3 separate regions of the Homo sapiens genome follow, and regions 1 and 2 are each linked to region 3. Evidence: chromatin contacts called from ENCODE Hi-C or POLR2A ChIA-PET data. All regions are on one chromosome and are shown on one strand. The core of a region is the stretch at or near the end of the contact, and the rest is flanking DNA. Distances in the headings are between cores, read along the strand shown. Region 1 holds the start of PCGF6 (polycomb group ring finger 6). Region 2 overlaps NEURL1 (neuralized E3 ubiquitin protein ligase 1). Region 3 holds the start of CALHM2 (calcium homeostasis modulator family member 2).

Region 1 (2,700 bases), core at 13-2,512, 100 kb before region 3:
CGAGACCATCCTGGCTAACACGGTGAAACCCCGTCTCTACTAAAAATACAAAAAATAAGCCGGGCGTGGTGGCGGGCGCCTTGTAGTCCCAGCTACTCTAAAGGCTGAGGCTGGAGAATCGCTTGAACCTGGGAGGCGGAGGTTGCAGTGAGCCGAGATCGCGCCACTGCACTCCAGCCTGGGCGACAGAGCGAGACTCCGTCTCAAAAACAAAACAAAACAAAACAAAACAAAAGGATCTTTACTGCCTAGTAAGCAGTAGCTTCAATAATTATACAGGACAGGCAACGTGGCTCACGCATGTAATCTTTCGGAAGGCCAGAGAGGGAGAATCTCTTGAACCCAGGAGTTCGAGAACAGCCTGGGAACATAGGGAGCCCTCCTCGCTACAAAAAAAAAAAAAAATGTTTAATTAGCCCGGCGTGGTGGCGCGTGCCTGTAGTCCCAGCTACTCCGGAGGCTGAGGCGGGAGGATCGCCTGAGGCCAGGAGTTGGAGGCTGCAGTGAGCCATGGTCGCGCCACTGCACTCCAGCCTGGGAGACCCTGTCTCAAAATAATTATAATTATTAACAGAACGAATGAGTTGGACTCGCAGAGCCTAAGTGACCTGCAAGAACTTCACAAAATAAGCGGGTAAAGACCCAGGCCGGGCCGGAGGCCTGTCGGCGCCACACGCCTAGGCAGCCGGGGCAGAGGTCGGGGGAGGTCCGCTCCAGTGCTCCGCGCGGCGGCGGCGCACTAGGATCGGGCCGGCGCCCGGCAGACGAGGGCCAGCTACGTCCCTGACGCCGCTTGGGCCCAGCGGGGTCGCGCGGGGGCTCTAAATACCTCCTCCTCGTCCTCCGAGTCCTGCCGGCCTCCCTCCAGCCTCAACGAGAAGTGACTCATGTCCTCCTCCTCCTCCTCTTCTTCCTCCTCCAGCTCCTCTTCTTCTTCCAACTCCTCGTCCTCGTCCTCGAAGCGGCCTCTGAAGCGGCCCAGGCTGCGCTCCGGCTCCAGCTCAGGGGGCCGGGAGCCGGAGCAGCCGGGAGCCCCCGTCTCAGACAGAGGCGCCGGTCCCTCCTCACCCGCTGCGGGTGCAGGGGTGAGGGCGGGCGGGGAGACAGGAGGCGGAGGCGGCAAGGCTGCAGCTCCCTCGGTTTTGGCAGCGCCTACGCTGCCCGCCGTCACCACCGCGACCCCCTCCATGGTCGGGAGAGACACCAGGCGAGGCGAGGCGGCGGGAGAGCGCGGGAGTTCGGCCGGCCTCGGACGCCACCACTGCGCAGGCGCGGCAGCCTGAGGGGCTCGCCGGGAAATGTGGTTTAGCGGCCCTCACCTCCGCGGGGCGCAAACCCTGCAGCTCCGGGGCAGGCTGCGGGGCGCGCGGGCCGCACTTTAAAGGAATCTCACCAGATTTTCTCCTTGGAAGGGGACGCTCTCTTCGCCGCCTTTTAAAAACAGCAAAATTGCTACCGTTCCAAGCAACAATATTCTGTTTGCATCACCTAATTCACAGAGCACTGAACTAGGTAGCATGTGACGTTGCATCACAAATAATAATCATTTCCACTTGAGTACCAATTATGCATTTCCTCTGTGGCAAATCACCTCCATCCAAGATTATTTCCCTTAGGAAGTATAAAGTTCCTGTTCTGAAGTATGTACGTTTATTTATTTTAAGGAATTATATAGTGTATTGATACAAGGTGAAAATCTAATCACTACTCAAAGATCATCCATGTCACCCCATCCCATAAAGCCCATTATATTGAATTCGAAAAGCTTTTTTTTTTTTTTTTTGAGACAGTTTCGCTCTTGTCGCTCAGGCAGGAGTGCAGTGGCGCTCACTTGCAACCTCCGCCTCCCGGGTCCAAGCGATTCTGCCTCAGGCTCCCAAGCAGCTGGGACTACTGGCGCCTGCCACCACGCCCAGCTAACTTTTGTATTTTCAGTAGAGACAGGGTTTCACCATGTTGACCAGGCTAGTCTCAAACTTCTGATCTCAGGTGATCCACCCGCCTCAGCCTCCCAAAGTGTTGGGTTACAGGCCTGAGCCAGGGCGCCGGGCCCAACAAACATTTATTGAGGGCCTACTGTAGCAGAAACTCAGACCCACCCAGGTACAACCCACCCCATTGCCCAATTTTATTAAGAGAGGTTTGGAGTTGGCTTAACATTATTCTTGCTAGTCCGGGCGCGGTGGCTCACACCTGTAATCCCAGCACTTTGGGAGGCCGAGGCGCGCAGATCATGAGGTCAGGAGTTCAAGACCAGCCTAGCCAACATGGTGAAACCCCGTCTCTACTAAAAATACAAAAATTAGCTGGGCATGGTGGCGCGTGCCTGTAATCCCAGCTACTTGGGAGGCTAAGGCAGAAGAATCACTTGAGCCCAGGAGGCGGAGCTTGCAGTGAGCTAAGATCGTGCCACTGCACTCCAGCCTGGGCTACAGAGTGAGACTCCATCTCAAAACAAAACAAAACAAAACAAAACAAAACAAAAAACAAAAAAACCATTATCCTTGCTAAGATAATGCCAGCTAATGTCACGATGCCTGCAAGAAAGATTCGGGAAGTCAAATGCTCCTAATCAAATAATGCCTGGCAAAGTCACATTTAAGAGCTGAATGTGACCAGGCACAGTGGCTCCCGCCTGTAATCCCAGCACTTTGGGAGGCTGAGGCAAGCGGATTGCCTGAGGTTGGGAGTTAGAGACCA
Region 2 (2,700 bases), core at 30-2,529, 91 kb after region 3:
ATGGGGATGGACTTCAGAGCTCCACAGCTGGGGCCATCAGTCAAGCGTCCACCCTGCAGTGGAAGATCCAGAGGCCCATTTTCCTGGATGACATGGGGATGACTGGGGTGAGGGACATGAGAAGGTGACTGCTGTTGTCTCAGGCCTATCTATTGCAATAACAAATGCTGGCCTGCACTGACTTAAGCAGTAAGGAGCTGTACTATGCAGAAAACCGGATGTCCCAAGGTGGGTGGCTTTCAGGGTTGGCTGAGTCAAGGCTGTAGGATGAAGTACTTCCCATCTCTCTACTCTGCCATCCTTGGGTTGGTTTCCTTCTAGACCAGTAGTGACATGGCCATGGTGGTCCCAGGAATTGCAGCAGGACACAGTGATATCTGGAGAAAGGAGAACGACCCCTATGTTCTGTGGAGCAAGGATCCCTTTCTCAGAGGGGTTCCAGCACATTTCCCACTGCTGGGAAATCTATGCCTCATTGGCCAGAAGTGGGTCACCTGGCCATTCTTGACCATGTCACTGAGAAGGGGAATGAAACCATTGTGATTGGCTTATTGCCAGGGTATGGCACGCTGGCTGTATGTGAGAATTGCTTGGGGAGCTGGGCCCCACACTTCAGATTTCTCTATGAATTGGTCTAGCGTGGATACTGGGCATCAGTAATTGTTTTTGTTTTTGGTTTTTTTGAGACAGAGTCTCTCTCTTGCCCAGGCTGGAGTACAGTGGCGTGATCTCTGCTCACTTCAGCTTTGACCTCCTGAGCTAAAGCGACCCTCTCATCTCAGCCTTCCAAGTAACTGAGACTACAGACACACACCACCATGCCCAGCTAATTTTTATTTATTTTTTTGTAGGGACAGGGTCTTGCTATGTTACCCAGGCTGGTCTCAAACTCCTGGGCTCTAGTGATCCTCCTGCGTCAGCCTCCCAAAGTGCTAGGATTACAGGTGTGAGCCACCACACTTGGCTCTACCAGTAATTTTATTACCTCCTAGGTGATGCTGATGTGCAACCAGGGCTGAGAACTGCTGTTGTCTTGGGGTGGTGTAGATGTTGGGCATCAGCCACCATGTCCATTACAGTCACTTACTAGTTTTTTGTGGCTTAGACAAGTCACTTACCCTCTTTCAGCTTTGGTTTTCTCATCTGTAAAATGGGGTCTGGCAATAGTTACCTCCTGTGCTTCCTGGGAAGACTGAAACAGTTCGTGAGTGCTCGTAGGCTTTGCAAACTGTAAGTCACTGACACCCGGGGGCTGGCTGCTTATCATTCTTATTCAATTTGGAGGGAAAGCACAGCTCCCTCTGCTGCCAAGAACAGCCAGGGCAGAGATTTCTCTTGAGCACAGCTTCCTGTCATTAAAACAAAAAAACGAAAGAGAAGGGAAAACGACAGACTGGGAAGCCACAGGCAATTGCAGTGGGCTTTTTTCTTCTTGGAAGGCGTGGGTTTGAAGGCGCTGCTATAAATGGTTTATGCAAATGAGCTGGAGGCGCTCTGTCCCCTGCCGCTTTAATCCGGGAGAAGCTGGGAGGGAGCCAGGCACAAGGTTTTCCGCCCCTCCTCCCTGTAGTCCTGCAGTGGGGTGGCTGGGGGCAGGCAGATGCTCTTCTGCTGCCTCCAGGGAAGATGGTCAGATAAGGCTCTGCACTCTGGCTCCCCCATGTTCCAGGACACACCTGGCTGCGTGGCTTCTTGGCTCTTTCTGCTCGAGTGAGCACAGGCTAGTGCTGCCAATAGTACTGCAGGAACAAGGAGGGCCCCCACTGGTGCTGCGAGGTCACGGCCAGGCAATCTGTCACCTTTGGGTCTCACTGGGTCCACAGGGACCTGGGGCACTGGAGAGGAGCAGAAGGGGGAAGAGTAAAGAGCCCGCACCATCGGCTCCAGGCTTTCATCTTCCCTCCCTCCTCCTCCTCTTCCTCTTTTCTTCCTTTCTTCATGAAATCTACTTTGAGCATTATGGAGTGACCACCTTGTCAGATGCTAAGGATCTAGAGATAAAAAGATACCTTTCTACCTTCAGGGTGCTCCCAGTATGGGAAGGGCCTCCTGCCATGGCTGCAGGGCTGGGGCTGCACAGAGGACTGGCTGGACAGCCTTGGAGAGGGATAGTCTGGTCTATTCCATCCCAGGGCATTGGGATGATCTCAGAGGAAAGGCTCTTCTGAGCTGGGGGCTGAAGGTGAGGTGGGAGTGTTTGTGGGACCAGTGCCAGGGAGGGGCACTCCAAGGAGAGGGACAGTGTTCAAAAAGCAACAGACAAGTGATGTGCCATGTTCTAGAACACAACTGGCTCGTGTGCATGGAGCATAGGTACATGGGGTGGGGTAGGGGGGGTCATGGAAGGTGAGGCCAGACACATGGGCTGGGGTCAGTTCACAGAGGACCTTGAATAATCCCCAAAGTGGGGGTCGAGTTTATCCTGATGCTCGGGAGCCACAGGAGGTAGAGGGCTGAGTCGGGCAGAGATGCCCGCCTGGCAGCCCTGCAGAGGGGGACGGAGGCTGGAATGATTGTCCAGAGCAGGATGATGCTGGGGGCCTGAACCATGGGCAGAGCCAGGGGAGGGAAGGAGGGGATGGATTTGAGAAGGACACGGTGACCTCTTGGATGGGGAATCTGGGCTGACACCAGATTTCCGGCCTGGATAACAGAACTCAAGGGATAAACTGGGCCCTGGAACCTTGGGGGTGCCCATGT
Region 3 (2,700 bases), core at 1-2,500:
CTCTTCCGCAGCCGTGACCCCTCTCCTATCCAGCAGCCTCCCAGCAGCTCCGCTCCACCCCGCCTGCCAGCAACAGGAAGCCCTGGTGAGACCAAAGGCTCAGCGGTGCCACCAGCTCATCCGGAGATTATTCTGCCTTGGTCTGGGCTGTAGCGACGCTGGCAACCTGCCGGGAAGTGGCCATGGCCTCGGGCAACAGCGAAGTTTAGCCCAACTCCCTTCCCAGCCTCCACCCACACAAGCCTGAGAGACAGGCCAGGGTGTGGCCCCATGTCCTCCCCCTCTGGAGGGTGAAAAACAAAACTCCCCAGGCCAGAGGAAGCCAGGGAGTGGAGGGATGGGGTGAGCGCCAAACACAGACCTAGCCCTGTTCCCTTCCATGCTTCATGGAGGGATCACCCCTTCTAGATCACCCCTTCTGTCCCTGCCAAGGAAGGCTGCCAGATGGGCTCAGGCAGAGCCATGTGGCCATGCAGACTCCAAGAAAAGGAGAAGCTGGAGGAGGAGGACCAGGAGGAACAACAGGAGGAGGAGGAGGAGGAGGAGGAGGAGGAGGAGTCTGATTCTTCCCCCACTTCACAGCCTGGAGCTTCCAGCCTAACTTCCTGGGAAAGGCAGTTTGCATCACTGCTGGGGAAGAATGGGTTAAAGTCAGCCCCCTTTGCCCCATCCTTTTCCCTTCTTGGCTTCTAGGCTCCTAATTAGCTCCCTGTGGAGGCCCTGGGTTCATAAACTGGCTCAAAGTGGGGTACAAGATACCTGCACAGGGTGGGTGGTGAGCAGAGGATGGGCCAGGCCATCTTCTGAGACCACTGCCCCCAGGCCAAGGATGGGTCACATCCAGACCCCCAGTGGGACCTCCTCCAACATCAGTGACGACAGGAGACTGGCGGCTCGGGGAGGGGCAGGACTGCTCCCTGTTCAACCGGGTGGAGGGAACCTCAGCTAGGGGCCTCTCTCCCTCTGGGCAGCGTGGGACAGGCCCCACCATGCTCCGCTGACACCTGGCACACCCCAGGGAGGGCCCCTTCCTTACCTGGGGCCAGCTGTGGGCACTTGTGGCCATGGCCTCCTCGGGGCCGGACTCTCCAAGTGGCCTCCAGGAGGGCGGTGCAGGGCAGCGGCGGCCTCCGCCGTTCCCTCCCGCTTTTCTTCTGCACGGGGGCCTGGGGCTGGTGGCGGCTTCAGACTAATCTAACTCCAGAAAAGAGAGAAGAAAACAGTGGGATGGAGTCTGCGCGCCAGTGAGTGGAAAAACAGCCTCCCGGCGCCACCAGGCAGAGGAGGGCGGGCCCCGAGGGCGGCGCGAGAGGAGAGGAGCCGAGAGGAAGTTGAGATGCCTGTTCTGCAGCTGCTGCGCGTCCCACCGACCCGCTGCTCGCCGTCCCTGGGCCGTGCTGGCCCTCCGCCCTCGGCCCAGACCCGGACCGGGCCATGCTCCACACCAATGGGACCAGTCGGGAGGGCCACGTGGGGATGTGGAGGCATTGGGGAGATCTGACCCAGACCTGCCCCCCATGACAGTTTCAAGAGCACCCCACGTACTTGACCCCCGCTGGGCAGAAGCTACCAAAGGAGACCCCGCGAGGGTCAAGGGAGGGTGTCGTCAGGCCCGCGCTGAGCCCTGCAGGATGCTCAGGGCCAGGGCCCCACCCTCTACTGGCCCTTCTCCCTCAGAGTTGTCCATTGACTGGACAAACCATCCCCAATGCTGACTCTTTGACCTATAGTCAGCTAACTCCCCGGGACCTGCTTCGGATCCCTGGAGGGCTGAGGATTGAATTCAGGAGCCTAGGGATTCTCCGGGTCCTGCAGGCAGAGCTCCAACTGGTGGGTGAAAGTTACAAGGAGGCAGGTTTCTGAAGGAAGCCCTGTGTAATAATCAGAGCTGCCCAGCCTGTATCTAAAAGTGGTCAAGATGCGGGCTGAAGCGTCACGGGTCAGGAATGCTGCACAGGAGAGTCTACGGACAGGCTAGATGACCCTTAGCATGGAGGGAGAGGACCCCCGACATCTGTCAGCTCTGCAGTGCTCGTGGTTCCGTCATGGTGGAGCTGCCGAGTGACCCGCTGGCCTCCCTGAGCTGGGCTTGACCATATGTACGAAGGAAAGAAAAGGTACCAAGTTCTGCTTGTTTATTTGTTTGTTTCAGATCCCAGCATGTGCTAAACACAGTCCCAGATCCTTCCCTAAAAGTTATCTTCCTCTATCCTTACCACAATCCTGAAAATCAGGTCTTTTTTAAAAAATAATTTTTTCATTTTAAAAAAATTATAAATCTTCTCTTTATTCTTCTTCTTCTTCTTATTATTATTATTACTTTACAGAGACAGAGTCTTGCTATGTTGCCCAGGCTGGTCTCCAACTCCCAGGCTCAAGTGATCCTCCCTCCTTGGCCTCCCAAGTGCTGGGATTACAGGCATGAGCCACTCCGCCTGGCCAAGCAGGTCTTCTAATATCCATTTTATAGACAGACACACTGAGGCTTAGAGTGGCTGGGTGACTGGCCACAAGTCCTGCAGTGCTGGTATTTGAACTCAGGTGTGCCTGACCCAAAGCTTTGCTCTTCATCACATTTGTACCTCCTGATACCTCCGGGCCTTCTCTTCCCACTGGAAGTGCTGCCACCCACCAACATACACCTTGTTTTTTGCTCATCCTAATCCTCCCTGACTTCAGGGCCCATACCAACTCCTACCT

What was found. Hi-C counts contacts between places; a loop is a spot of excess contacts on that map. ChIA-PET counts read pairs that join two places held with the same protein, here RNA polymerase II (POLR2A). Pooled maps may share reads with other maps.
Region 1: a pooled map shows a loop between it and region 3 (2.7-fold over the local background). The contact joins the promoter of PCGF6 here to the promoter of CALHM2 in region 3. A Hi-C loop is called at or near these places in 2 of 37 single-sample maps with no recorded cell type and 10 of 50 pooled maps. POLR2A ChIA-PET finds 5 or more read pairs at or near these places in 12 of 52 experiments (BJ, CD4-positive, alpha-beta memory T cell, CD8-positive, alpha-beta memory T cell and 9 more).
Region 2: a pooled map shows a loop between it and region 3 (2.5-fold over the local background). The contact joins the enhancer-like site here to the promoter of CALHM2 in region 3. A Hi-C loop is called at or near these places in 5 of 50 pooled maps. POLR2A ChIA-PET finds 5 or more read pairs at or near these places in 3 of 52 experiments (MCF 10A, WTC11 and activated CD4-positive, alpha-beta T cell).

The regions. Positions count from the first base shown.
Region 1 is chr10:103,349,878-103,352,577 of GRCh38, forward strand. It overlaps PCGF6 (polycomb group ring finger 6), which reads right to left and starts at 1,263. Exons shown (of 10, transcript NM_001011663.2): 1 at 830-1,263. The coding sequence starts at 1,189. RefSeq lists an enhancer at 491-996 and a silencer at 1,162-1,391.
Region 2 is chr10:103,541,597-103,544,296 of GRCh38, forward strand. The region is part of intron 1 of NEURL1 (neuralized E3 ubiquitin protein ligase 1); the gene reads left to right. Among named protein-coding and RNA genes, the nearest start is that of NEURL1-AS1, 26 kb to the left of the region's middle. Within about 2 kb of position 1,280, at least 6 of the 41 ENCODE cell types and tissues checked have a DNase peak (open chromatin) inside an H3K27ac peak, as active enhancers do.
Region 3 is chr10:103,451,120-103,453,819 of GRCh38, forward strand. CALHM2 (calcium homeostasis modulator family member 2) reads right to left here and starts at 1,251. Exons shown (of 4, transcript NM_015916.5): 1 at 1,037-1,251; 2 at 1-166. It overlaps CALHM1 (calcium homeostasis modulator 1), which reads right to left. Exons shown (of 2, transcript NM_001001412.4): 2 at 2,121-2,700. It overlaps LOC124902494 (a long non-coding RNA gene), which reads left to right and starts at 1,324. Exons shown (of 2, transcript XR_007062275.1): 1 at 1,324-2,117. RefSeq lists enhancers at 1-293, 242-862, 863-1,484 and a silencer at 1,323-1,652.